Regions from separate parts of the Homo sapiens genome. Here region 1 is linked to region 2. A link is a contact called in ENCODE Hi-C or POLR2A ChIA-PET data. All regions are on one chromosome and are shown on one strand. The core of a region is the stretch at or near the end of the contact, and the rest is flanking DNA. Distances in the headings are between cores, read along the strand shown.

Region 1 (6,628 bases), core at 877-3,376, 6.5 Mb before region 2:
TTACTCACCAAATAAGAGTTACTTGGAATCCTTAACAAATCCTGCAAAACAAGATATTAATCTATTAGTACAGCAAAACCCTAAACTTTTTCAACGAGGGGCCTCATGCTATCGCCTGGGGTTGGAGTACAGTGGCACTGGAGTATAGGTTTGAGTATAGGTCACTCCTGGGCTCCAGCGATTCTCCTTCCTCCAGCTACCTATCATCATGCCTGGCTACTTTTTAGCCAATTTTTCTTAAACATGTATTAAGACTTCAATCCAGCCAGGTGTGGTGGCTCACGCCTGTAATCCCAACATTTTGGGAGGCCAGAGGCTGGCGGATCACAAGGTCAGGAGTTTGAGACCAGCCTGACCAACATGGTGAAACCCTGTCTTTACTAAAAATACAAAAATTAGCCTGGCGTGGTGGCGGGGGCCTGTAATCCCAGCTACTCAGGAGGCCAAGGCAGGAGAATCACTTAGCATAATCACTTGAACCCGGGAGGCAGAGGCAATGGAGTGCGCCACTGCACTCCAGCCTGGGCAACAGAGCGACTCCATCTCCAAAAAAAAAAAAAAAAAAAAAGACTTCAATCCAGATTCAGTGCTCTAGAAGGCTGTTTCCTGCATGGTTTGTCTCCCCAGTAATTGTCGACAGGACTCTGGGAAGCTGTAGGAATATGCAGGCGCAGACACGAGGCCCAGCTTTATTTCCAACGTTGTGGAAAGGGACTTGTACATCATGGGGCAGAGCCCTATGCTCCCCTACGCCACTTGGACAGAGCCCGGGGAGAGTGACCTCCCGGGTGTATCCACGTTGGACAATCAGTGTAACGCATAAATTTACAGAATCCAATAGGAAACAATTTCATCCATTCATGTTACTACAGATCTTAAACAAGAAAGCAAACGAGTTTCCACCCTGTCCACAGTGGGGTGTTAAAAAAAAATCGGTTTCTAGACTGGTAACATGCATATTCAGCTATTCTAATTACTTTACAATAGGCGGTTAGTACTATGTGGAAGGTACCGCAGAAGCAAAGACAACAATTAGGCCCAGCTATCCTAAATTCAAATGAAACACGTGGACTTGTTAATTACCCCCAAATCGGCCAGGCACGATGGCTCACGCCTGTAATCCTAAAAATATAAAAATAAAAATGACCCAAATCACAAAAATACGAGAAAGCATAATTACGAAACGCAATGCTTCCAAATTATGAAAATCTTCGGCCTGGCGTGGCGGACCACAAGGTCAGGCGTTGGAGACCAGCCTGGCCAACATGGTGAAATCCCGTCTCTACTAAAAATACAAAAATAAGCCAGGCGCGGTGGTACACGCCTGTAGTCCCAGCTACTCGGGAGGCTGCGGCAGGAGAATTGCTTGAGCCCAGCAGGCGGAGGTTGCAGTGGTGCGATCAAATAAAAAGAAAAATTGAGAAAATTCTTAAAGGCAAATGAGGATCCAGAATAAAACTGTGTGCAATTATATTGAGAACGACAATGTGCCTACTATGAGGCAGTAAGATAAACAGTGGGGGTGGCGGTGCACCTTCAGAGGCTCGCTGGGTCGGGCGGCAGCCCTGCGGGTCCCGAGGTCTCCATGGCCCACTTCTGGCCCAGGCCCGTCTAACGCGTACTTTAGAGTTGGGACCGATGCCGCCTAAGACACCCATATATAGTTTTAAATTACATGATTTCCGGCCAGGCGCGGTGGCTCACGCCTGTAATCCCAGCACTTTGGAAGGCCGAGGGTGGTGGATCACCGGAAATCAGGAGTTCAAAACCAGCCTGACCAACATAGCGAAACCCCGTCTCCACTAAGAATACAAAAATTGGCCGGGCGTGGTGGCACGTGCCTGTAATCCCAGCTGCTGGAGAGGCTGAGGCACGAGAATCGCTTGAACCCGGCAGGCGGAGGTTGCAACGAGCACTGCAGTCCAGCCTGAGTGACAAACCGACTCCGTCTCAAAAAAAAAAAAAAAGTAAATAAATAAAATACTATATGATCTTCCTAGGGAAGCTCGGCTACTGATCTATAGCATTAGACCCACAACTCCGGTGGCAAGCATCTGATCACACTTACCAAGGATCACACTTACCAAGGAGAAGAAGCGACCACTGCGAATCTGTCTCCAAAAAGGAGAGAGAAAACGCGAAGCATCCTTTTTAAACCTTACGAAGTGCCCGGAAGTCCTGGAATGTCTATTGCGCGTGCGCAGAAGCATGCGCAGTTAGAGAATCAGAAACTCACTGAGGCTTCTGGGAATCTACTGCAGATTGAGCCCCACCCCTTCCTGGCTGGGAGGCCTCTCGCGGTAGTGGATCCTTCCCGCGGGACCTTGCTGGGGAATGTACGTTACAGAAATAGGTTTGTAGGTATGTAGCTGCAGAGGACGTTTACTTCTGTGCAATCACTGGACTCAGTCTGTAGGATATGCCCTTAGATAAACTGGCCAAAAAGTTTTTGGAAGAGTCGAACGCGGTGGCTCACGCCTGTGATTACAGCAGCTCTGAAGGCCGTGAGGGGCGGATCGCTTGAGGCCAGGAGTTCGAGACCGGCCTGGGCATCATGGCGAAACCCCGTCTCTACAAAAAATACAGAACATAAGCCAGGCATGGTGCCGCGCACCTCCAGTCCCAGCTACTCGGGAGGCTGAAGCATGAGAATCGTTTGAACCTGGGAGGCGGTGGTTGCAGTGAGCCGAGATCGCGCCGATGCACTCCATCCTGGTCGACAGAGCGAAACTCTCTCTCCAAATAAATAAGTAAAACGTTGGAATAATAAGAATGCAGAATGAAAAAAATACATATAGAGAAATACGGAGTATCAAAAGGAATTGAATCTGCTCTGTCACCTGTGAAAGAAATAATTTGATAAATGTGAAGGTAAATAAGATGAAAGTGCCCCTAGACGAATCAGATAAAAGTTTAAAAACTCCAGGCCTGGCCCGGATAAAAATAAATAAAAATAAAAAATAAAAAACTCCATTGCACAACAGTGTGAATGAATGTAATTAAAAGCACTGCCCTATACTCTTTCTTTTTTTTTCGAGATGGAGTTTTGCTCTGTCACCCAGGCTAGAGTGGAATGGCGCGGTCTCGGCTCACTGCAACCCCGGCCTCCCGGGTTCAAGCGATTCTCCTGCCTCGGCCTCCCCAGTAGCTGGGATTACAGGCGCCCGCCACCGTGCCTGGCTAATTTTTGTATTTTTAGCAAGACGGGGTTTCACCATCTTGGCCAGGCTGGTCTCGAACTCCTGACCTCAAGCAATCCACCCGCCTCGGCCTCCAAAGTGCTGAGATTACAGGCATGAGCCAGCGCACCTGGACTTTTTTTTTTTTTTTTTTTTTGAGACGGAGTCTCGCTCTGTCGCCCAGGCTGGAAGGAAGTGGTGTGATCTCGGCTCACTGCAACCTCCACCTCCCAGGTTCAACCAGTTCTCCTGCCTCAGCCTCCCGAGTAGCTGGGACTATAGGCATGCCACCATGCCCGGCTAATTTTTGTATTTTTAGTAGAGACCGGGTTTCACCATGTTGGCCAGGCTGCTCTCGAACTCCTCACCTCAAGTGATGCCCGCCTTGGCCTCCCAAAGTACTGGGATTACAGGCCTGAGCCACCACACCTGGCCCCCTATACATTTTAAACTAGTTAAAAATGGCAAGTTTTATGTATATTTTACCACACACAAAACCCTCTGAATATGAAGTAGGCAAGTAAAGAATGCTTACGATATATATACATAAGAAATGTTGCAAATATGATGGAATTTTTAGTGTGGTGTAAGGTGGAAAAACGTTGGCTAGAGAGACAGAGCTATCACAGCTGGGCTATCTTGAGTAGTAACGTTTATGGTGTTCCTCCTACATATTAGATTTTGTTCTGAATGCTTTATTACGTACATTATTTACTATCGCAGCAATTCTTTTTTTTTTTTTTTTTGAGATGGAGTCTTGCTCTGTTGCCCAGGCTGGAGTGCAGTGGCTCGATCTTGGCTCACTGCATTCTCTGCCTCCTGGGTTCAAGCAATTCTCCTGCCTCAGCCTCCCGAGTAGCTGGGACTGCAAGCAAGTGTCACCATGCCCCACCAATTTTTGTATTTTCAGTAGAGACGGGGTTTCACCATATTGGCCAGGGTGGTCTTGAACTCCTGACCACGTGATCTGCCCGCCTTGACCTCCCAAAGTGCTGGGATTACAGGCATGAGCCACCGTGCCCGGCCTACAAATTTTTTTTTTTTTTTAGATGAAGTCTCACTCTGTCCCCCAGGCTGGAGTGTAGTGGTGCGATCTCGGCTCACTGCAACCTCCGCCTCTCAGGTTCAAGCAATTCTCCTGCCTCAGCCTCCTGAGTAGCTGGGATTACAGGCGCCCGCCACCATGCCCAGCTAATTTTTGTATTTTTAGTAGAGACGGGTTTTCAGCATGTTGGTCAGGCTGGTCTTGAACCCCTGACCTCATGATCCACCTGCCTCGGCCTCCCAAAGTGCTGGGATTACAGGCTTGAGCCACTGCGCCCGACCCCGGCCTACAAAATTTTAAAAAAAATGTTAGCTGAGTGTAGTGGCACATTCCTGTAATCCTAGCTACTTATGAGGTGTGAGGATCACCTGAGCCCAGGAGATGGAGGCTGCAGTGAGTCGTGATCATGCCACTGCACTCCAGCCTGGGCAACAGAGCAAGAACCTATCTCAAAAAAAAAAAAAAAAAAAAAAAAAAAAGACATTTCTGATGTAGGGTTTGTCGTCCCACTGGAATTGCAAGGTAAGAGAAGAACTTGAGGATACCAGAGTTTCAGGCTTAGGAGGCTGAACATACTATGGTCTCTAACCTTGATAAGTGGAAATGCAGGCAGTGGGGGAGGAGTAATGTCCACATTGGAGTATATACGAGTTACCTGAGTAACATCTGGTTGTATATAAGTCCAAAGAGCAATTAGATATATGGGGTTGGGCTTCCTGTAAGAAATCTGAGTTGGTGATAAAATATTTAGAAGTTGTAAGAATTAGCATGGTGGCTAAAGTCGTCTTGGAAGAATGAGGAGAGTGATGGGAAGACATGAAACCCCAGCATTTATTTTATTTTGAGACAAGATCTCGCTCTGTTGTTGAGGTTGGAATGCAGTGGTGTGATCAGGACTACTGCAGCCTGGACCACCAGGGCTGAAACGATTCTCTCACCTCAGCCTCTTCTGAGTAACGGGAACTAGAGGCATGCACCACCATGCTCAGCTAATTTTTTAAATTTTTGGTAGAGATGGCCTCTCACTATACTGCCCGGGCTGGTCTTGAACTCCTGGCCTGAAGCGATCTGCCAATCTTGGCCTCCGAAAGTGCTGGGATCACAGGCATGAGCCACCACACCCGGTAAAACACAGCATTCATTTATTTTATTTTATTCATTTATTTTTGGATGGAGTCTCACTCTTGTCACCCAGGCTGGAGTGCAGTGTTGTGATCTTGGCTCACTGCAACCTCTGCCTCCCGGGTTCAAGCAATTCTCGTGCCTCAGCCTCCCAAGTACCTGGGACTACAGGCACATGCCACCACACCCAGCTAATTTTTTTGTAGTTTTAGTAGAGATGGGGTTTCACCATGTTGGCCAGGTTGGTCTCGAACTCCTGACCTCAGGTGAACCACCTGCCTCGGCCTCCCAAAGTACTGGGATTACAGGCGTGAACCATCGCACCTGGCCGAAAACCCAGCATTTAAATGGTGTTCGAGGAAGAAGCCAGCAGCACAGAGAAAGGTCAGTCAGGGAAGGAGAACCAGAAGACAGCGGTGCCTCAGAAGCCAAGGAAGAAGAGTTTTGAGGACTAGAACATTGTCCAAAGCACCAAATGTTGCAAAGCAGCCAAGTGCAATAACCGAAGGCTGAGAAATCCCTGGTGACCACAGGAAAGCCATATTGGTTTGGATTTCGTTTAGATTTTAATGAGCTGAGTGAATATGGCCTTAGGTAGGGAAAACAATGTGCACAGACCAGAGGTTATGAAGCAAGGCCAAGAAGCCTGTTCAGTTTACATCTCCATCACTAGTTCTTCCTCTGTCAATCATTTAGCCCAGCTGCCTGGCCTGAGAACTTGGGTTGTTTAACATTGGAATAGATTGTGTGAAGGGAGTATAGGAAAAGCAGGAGAGAGGGTAATAGATTGAAGAGAAATTGGGGTCACGGGAAGATTGTGTCTTTGTTGCGGGTGAGGGTAGGAAGGAGGTAAGCATTAAATAATTTATTTAATGCTCCCCCTCCCACAATCCTCACTGAGGACTGTGTGTCCTCAGTGCCAAATGAAGGAACATTAAAGCTGTTTGTTCCTGTCAGATGACCTCTATGCTCTACATAGGAGGCAAAATTCTTTGGGGAAGAAATTAACAATATCCACACAAAATGACAGATGGAGCAAGAGGTCTGGGTTGCTGGTCATTCCTGGTTTTCCCTTCATGCCTCCTAGGGCTGAAATGGAATAGAACGTTGAAACAGTGGTGCTGGCTGTATTTTGGCTTCAAGGATAGGATTTTCTTTGTTGCACATTGTCATCTTTTTATGCTTATTATTTCATCCTTTGCCTATTCAGTGTCCATTGGACCTGCTCCTCTTTTTTCAAGAGACAAGGTCTATGTTGCCCAGGCTGGTATTGAACTCCTGG
Region 2 (6,536 bases), core at 481-2,980:
GGATATTCTTGGGAGTACACCAATTCTTCTCACATTATCTTGGTTTTTGCTCAGTTAATAAGGTGTGCTCATCCCCCAAAGTAAGCTGTTACTAACCTAGGGTGGTGAATAGGGAAAAGCAGAATCACTTAGGGTGAGTTGGACTAAAATATTTCGTCCAAGAAAGGTTGGGTGAAACACTGTGGGAAAGCAAAATCTTGGGAACAACCTAAGTGACCATCAACAGGGAAATGACTGAAGTACCGTCAACCACTCAGTGGTGCCGCCACGTAAAAAATGAAGCAGGCTTATGAGTACTGGTAAGAAAGCTGTCCATATCACAACATGACTAAGGTCCCGATCGATGTGTAGTATGACCCCCGATCTGAGGAAATTAAAAATACATAAATACAGATACAAATAAATAAAACCTGATATATCCAAATAATAGATAGAAAGTTATCAAAGAAATTAATTGTATTTACTTCTGAAGGGCAGAAACAGTAGAAGGGGGAAACACTTTTCATTTTACATCTTTCTGCATTGTTTTCTAACTACACACATGTATTACTTTTATAACAACTCAAGAGGAAGAAAACTTCTCAGGCTTTCCCCTCCTGCCCAAAAACCTTTCTGAGTGAAAACCCCTAACCCACTTAGGAAAACACCCTTTTATTACTTCTTCTAGCTCCCAGCACCCAACGTCTTTACAACCCAGGTTTCTAGGAACAGACTGTCAGTGGGCCTTTTTCTTTCCTTTTTTTTTTTTTTGAGACAAGTCTCACTCTGTCGCTCAGGCTGGAGTGCAGTAGTGTGATCTCGGTTCACTGCAACCTTTCCTCCTTCTGGGTTCAAGCAATTCTCTGCCTCAGCCTCCCGAGTAACTGGGATTACAGGTGCCCACCACCATACCTGGCTAATTTTTATGTTTTTAGTAGAGATGGGGTTTCACCATGTTGACCAGGCTGGTCTCGAACTCCTGACTTCGGGTGATCCACCCGCTTCGGCCTCCCAAAGTGCTGGGATTACAGATGTGAGCCACCACGCCCAGCAGTCAGTGGGCCAATTCTTAAGGCTGGCTCTCAAAGATGAACCAGCACCACAATTTACCCGGCTTATAAATCCTGTCAGCTTCAGAAGACGACTTACCAAACACAAATTTATCCTCACCAGTTAATAACTCCTTTTCTTTGCTCAAAAACCCAGTGAGAAAAAATAACTCCAGGCCAGGCACAGTGGCTCATGCCTATACTTCTAGCACTTTGGAAGGCCGAGGCGGGTGGATCACCTGAGATCAGGAGTTCAAGACCAGGCTGGCCAACATGGTGAAACCGTCTCTATTAAAAATGCAAAACATTAGCCAGGCGTGGTGATGTGCGACTGTAATCCCAGTTACTCGAGTGGCTGAGGCAGGAGAATCGCTTGAACCCATGTGGCAGAGAAGGTTGCAGTGAGGCGACAACGCGGCACTGCAACTCCGGCCTGGGCGACAGAGCGAGACTCCGTCTCAAAAAAAAAAAAAAGAAAAAATAACTCCAGTGCACTGCGCCCTTACTTCCTATCTAACATTGTGCCGAACGTTATACACAGATCCTCCTCCGTATGATCCTTAGTTCAGGATCATAAACTCTTGATAAATTACTGCCCCAGGAACCTCCAGTGACATCAACCGCTGCTACCATTTGTGGAATTCTGCCGGCCAGACACCCCACACTGCATTCCCTCACAACTGATCCTCCCGATAGCCCATGGGGTAGGCACTGTTATTTCCATTCACAGATAAGCAAAGTGAGGCTCGGAGGGCGGGGACTTGCCCAAAGCCACAAGGATGAAAGGTAGTGCGATGACTCAACCGATAAAAATAATCCCGGTTGTGGTGGGGGGGAGCTGAGCCCGACTCCTCCCACTATGCTGCCGCGGCTCCGAAGGCCTAGCCCGAGTGCGGAAATGGGCTTCTAGGGTCCCAGGACGAGGTCCACCTCCAGAGCTGCAGTGAGGTCCAAGTCAGCCCGAGGAGCCCGCAGGTCCCACATTTCAGTCATTTCCCTACCCCAAAGGCAGGGACTCCCCGCTCCTGGGGCAGGCAGCCACTGTGGCCGCGAGCAAGCGTACTCGGGTTAGGAAGGAGAAGGAAGGGGACAGGGGGAACGTTCACCTACGCAGCTGCCACCTCGGAGGACGGGGGAGCGGGGGACGAGGAAAGATCAGGATAAGACCCTAACTCCCACAAATGACTCCAGGAAAGGGAGACCACCACTCCCCGAGCTTTGGAGCGCCGCGCGGGAACCGGAAGTCATGCCCCGCCCGGAAGTTAAGAGGAGGGGCATAGGTTGGAAGGGGTGGGCCGGGTCTCTCTAGCCTCCGCGGTACTACGCAGCTTCATGGTTTTAACTCTTGGTGGTCTTTTGACCGTCCTCAGTCCTTACCGTGCGGAGTTTTGGATACATTCTTAGCAGCTTTTTCGCTCCGGAGAAGTTCTTTATCTTTCTGAGCCGCAGTTTGCCCAACTGCAAAATGGAAAGAGATGAAGCAGGAATTAAGATACTCTAGGAGCTCGCCCACAGCTGATTCAGGGCCCCATTCTGAGGTTACACCCTTAAGCCTTTGCACCACTCAAAGGAAGGAAACCAAGAGAGAGGGGTGGCTGGCTGCTGTTTGGAGACAGTGGTCCTTGTATTGGCGCCCCGCGGAATCACTCCAGATGAGTCAGTGGATACAGTCTATAGGTCCCGCCTCATTGTACGCAAACAGCAGTGGGCATATGGCCGTGGGGGGTTGATACAGCCTGTCCGGGGTGGGACTCTGTGTGTATGGGAGGCTAAATCTCAGCAGGACTTTTCCAGTTGCTACCAGACTACGCACTGTCGCCTGATGGTTAAGAACTGAAGCTTTAGCCGTGCGCGGTGGCTCACGCCTGTAATCCCAGCACTTTAGGAGGCAGAGGCGTGTGGATCACCTGAGGTCACGAGTTCGAGACCAGCTTGACCAACAAGGTGAAACTCAGTCTTTACTAAAAATACAAAAATTAGCCGGGCGTGCTGGCAGGCGCCTATAGTCCCAGCTGCTCGGGAGACTGAGACAGGAGAATTGCTTGAACCCGGGAGGCGGAGGTTGCAGTGAGCCGAGATTGCGCCATTGCACTCCAGCCCGGACGAGGGAGCAAGACTCCATCTCAAAGATGAAGCTTTGAAGTCATACTGATCTGGTTTGCGTCTGATCACACAGGTTCAATGACACAGCCGGCTAGAGGAAGCAGAGATGCTAACCACTGCAGCCCCGATCTTAACCCTGAAGGGGAGGGATTGAGCTGTTAGAGAGAGGTACTCAGTTGACTTCTCCCTCTCTCTTTCCAGCTGGCATATCCGAATGGGCTGAGCTACCGGATTAAGAGGGACACCCCAAAGCCCCCATTGCTGGGTTATTGCTCCAGAGCCAATGTTCTTGGGGAAAGGAAGATATGCCCTTTGTCAACATTGCCACTGCTGGTCTGTAAACTCCTAGACGGCCAGCTGGTGGTTCACAAACCAGGACTCCTTGCTCTGGCCCTACCCCTACCTACCAGAATGACCGTGAACCCTTCCCCACTCACTCCTACAACCAGGTTTCCATCTCCTCTCTCAGCTTAGGTTTCCCTAACTGTAAAATAAAAGGGTTGGACTAGGTTAAGGACTTCCTGCTATTTCTCTCTCCCACACTCTAAGGTTCCTTAGGAATGCTTCAGAAAACAGCAGGGGTTGGGGCAAGGATGCCGCTTGAGTCCCAGAGCAACTCCAATTTCATAGGCACATAAATTTATGTGAAAGTATATACGTTTCGGCTTGTGTAAGATTATTTTATCATCCCAGGTAAAATTCAGCCTTTGTGCTTCATCTTTCCCCACCCTCCTGCTCACTCAGTTTGCTCCAAGAACACTGACCTTCTGGCTATTTTGCAAATCTGACAATCTGACAAGCTCATCTTCACTTCTTTTTTTTTTTTTTTTTTTTTTTTGAGACGGAGTTTCGCTCTTGTTGTCTAAGCTGGAGTGCAATGGTGTGATCTCGACTCACTGCAACCTCTGCCTCCCGGATTCAAGCGATTCTCCTGCCTCAGCCTCCCGAGTAACTGGGATTACAGGCACGAGCCACCACACCCGGCTAATTTTTTGTACTTTTAGTAGAGACGGGGTTTCGCCATATTGGCCAGGCTGGTCTCGAACTCCTGACCTCAGGTGATCCGCCCACCTCAGCCTCCCAAAGTGCTGGGATTACAGGTGTGAGCCACCACGCCCAGCCTTTTTTTGAGGCAGAGTCTCATTCTGTCACCCAGGCTGGAATGCAGTGGCATGATCTCAGCTCACTGCAACTTCCACCTCCTGGGTTGAAGTGATTCTCTTGCCTTAGCCTCCCAAGTAGTTCAGATTACAGACTTGCACCACCCTGTCCAGCTAATTTTTGTATTTTTAGTAGAGACAGGGTTTTGCCATGTTCCCCAGGCTGGTCTCGAACTCCTGACCTCAAGCGATCCACCCACCTCGGCTTCCCAAAGTGCTGGGATTACAGGCGTGAGCCATCGCACCCGGCCTCATCTTCACTTCTTTTGCTGATCTCTGCTTGCAGTGCTCTTTCCTGAGATCTGTTCACCCAGGTTCCAGTTCAACTGTAGCGTCTCCTTTTCTGCCCACCTCCTCTATCCCCCGACCCCGGGCACCCTTCCAATTCCTTTATAACCTGTTACTTTGTTTTTGTGATTACCTAGTTATTTTCTATCTCATCCACTAGAGGCAGTGTCCACAAAGCTAAGGACTTTGTCTGCCCTGTCACCACCATGACCCCAGTACTTAAAACTGAGCATAGGCCGGGCACGGTGGCTCACACCTGTAATCCCAGCACTTTGGCAGGCCGAGATGGGCGGATCACAAGGTCAGGAGATCGAGACCATCCTGGCTAACACGGTGAAACTTCATCTCTACCAAAAATACAAAAAAATTAGACGGGCGTGGTGGCGAGTGCCTGTAGTCCCAGCTACTCGGGAGGCTGAGACAGGAGAATGGCGTGAACCCGGGAGGCGGAGTTTGCAGTGAGCTGAGGTCACGCCACTGCACTCCAGCCTGGGCGACAGAGCAAGACTCTGTCTCAAAAAAAAAAAAAAAAACAAAAAAACAAAAACTGAGCATAGGAGCCAGGCGCAGTGGCTCACGCCTATAATCCCAGCACTTTGGGAGGCCGAGGCAGGCGGATCACCTGAGGTCAGGAGTTCGAGACCAGCCTGGCTAACATGGTGAAACCCCGTCTCTACTACAAATACAAAAATTAGCTAGGCATGGTGGCAGGCGCCTGTAATCCCAGCTACTCAGGAGGCTGAGGCAGGAGAATTGCTTGAACCTGGGAGGCGGAGGTTGCAGTGAGCTGAGATCACGCCATTGCACTCCAGCCTGGGCGACAAGAGTGAAACTCCATCTCAAAAAAAACGAACAACAACAACAAACTGAGCATAGGCTGGACAAACACTGAATGAATGGATCAATGAGTGAGTAAAGGAACAGAGCAGCTGGGCGTGGTGGCTCACACCTGTAATCCCAACACTTTTGGAGGCTGAAGCAGGAGGATCCCTTGAGCCCAGGAGTTTGAGACCAACCAAGGCAACATAGTGAGACCCATCTCTACAGAAATTTTTTAAAAATCAGCCTGGTGTGGTGGTGCACATCTGTGGTCCCAGCTACTTGGGAGGCTGAAGTGGGAGGATCACTTTAGCCCAGTAGATTGAGGCTGCAGTGAACTGTGATTGAGCCACTGCACTCCAGCCTGGGCGGATAGAACAAAACTCAGTCTCAAAAAAAAAAAAAAAAAAGGTCTGGGCATGGTGGCTTACGCCTGTAATCCCAGTACTTTGGAAGGCTGAGGCGGGTGGATCACCTGAGGTCAGGAGTTCAAGACCAGCCTAAGCAACATGGTGAAAACCCATCTCTACTAAGAATAGAAAATTAGCTGGGTGTGGTGGTGCATGCCTGTGACCCCAGCCACTTGGGAGGCTGAAGCAGAAGAATTGCTTGAACCGGGGAGGCAGAGATTGCAGTGAGCCAAGATTGTACCACTGCACTCCAGCCTGGGCAACAGAGTGAGACTCCATCTCAAAAGCAAAAAAAGAAAAGAGAAAGCCTGAATTTTATGACAAATCCAATCTGAAAAAGACCACTAGGGATGTAGCTGTAGTTTAACAAAATTAGGCTTATTAACTTGATGTAGCAAGAGAGACAACACACCAGAGAAACTGTGGAGGGTCTCACCAAACAAAAGAAGAAATGGGATTATCATAGGATTTGGAGGAGGTTGGAGTTTAGGTGAAATTGAAATGAAGCCGTGTTGATAGGTGCAAAGCAAAGCTGGCAATGTGTAAAGGGGTTAACATCTGGCGTGGGCTGAGAATCAGACTCAGAGTCTTGTTTCCTTGGACACCACAAAGGTAAGACAAATATAGACTATTGTGTCCAAAAACCCTTTATCTGAAGCTCTGCATCTGGGTAGATACAGGCTATGTCTCTGTATCAAACCTGGCTCTTCTGACCCACTAGAGAAGCG

The links. A loop is a pair of places that touch in the nucleus more often than their neighbours do. ChIA-PET counts read pairs that join two places held with the same protein, here RNA polymerase II (POLR2A). Pooled maps may share reads with other maps.
Region 1: a loop to region 2 is called in a map with no recorded cell type, with 13 times the contacts of the local background. The contact joins the promoter of RCC1 here to the promoter of LINC01635 in region 2. A Hi-C loop is called at or near these places in 1 of 37 single-sample maps with no recorded cell type and 3 of 50 pooled maps. POLR2A ChIA-PET finds 5 or more read pairs at or near these places in 2 of 52 experiments (OCI-LY7 and activated CD4-positive, alpha-beta T cell).

What each region holds. Positions count from the first base shown.
Region 1 is chr1:28,501,541-28,508,168 of GRCh38, reverse strand. It overlaps RCC1 (regulator of chromosome condensation 1), which reads right to left and starts at 2,126. Exons shown (of 13, transcript NM_001381865.2): 1 at 2,085-2,126; 2 at 9-41. SNHG3 (small nucleolar RNA host gene 3) reads right to left here and starts at 2,226. Exons shown (of 4, transcript NR_036473.1): 1 at 2,085-2,226; 2 at 1,842-1,949; 3 at 9-41. It overlaps SNORA73A (small nucleolar RNA, H/ACA box 73A), which reads right to left and starts at 804; the gene lies at 598-804. RefSeq lists enhancers at 61-826, 1,018-1,312.
Region 2 is chr1:22,021,242-22,027,777 of GRCh38, reverse strand. It overlaps LINC01635 (long intergenic non-protein coding RNA 1635), which reads left to right and starts at 1,730. Exons shown (of 3, transcript NR_110692.1): 1 at 1,730-1,814; 2 at 2,812-2,972; 3 at 3,333-3,784. It overlaps LINC00339 (long intergenic non-protein coding RNA 339), which reads right to left and starts at 2,587. Exons shown (of 2, transcript NR_023918.2): 1 at 2,406-2,587. RefSeq lists enhancers at 1,608-1,902, 1,980-2,089, 1,701-2,302 and a silencer at 4,739-4,858.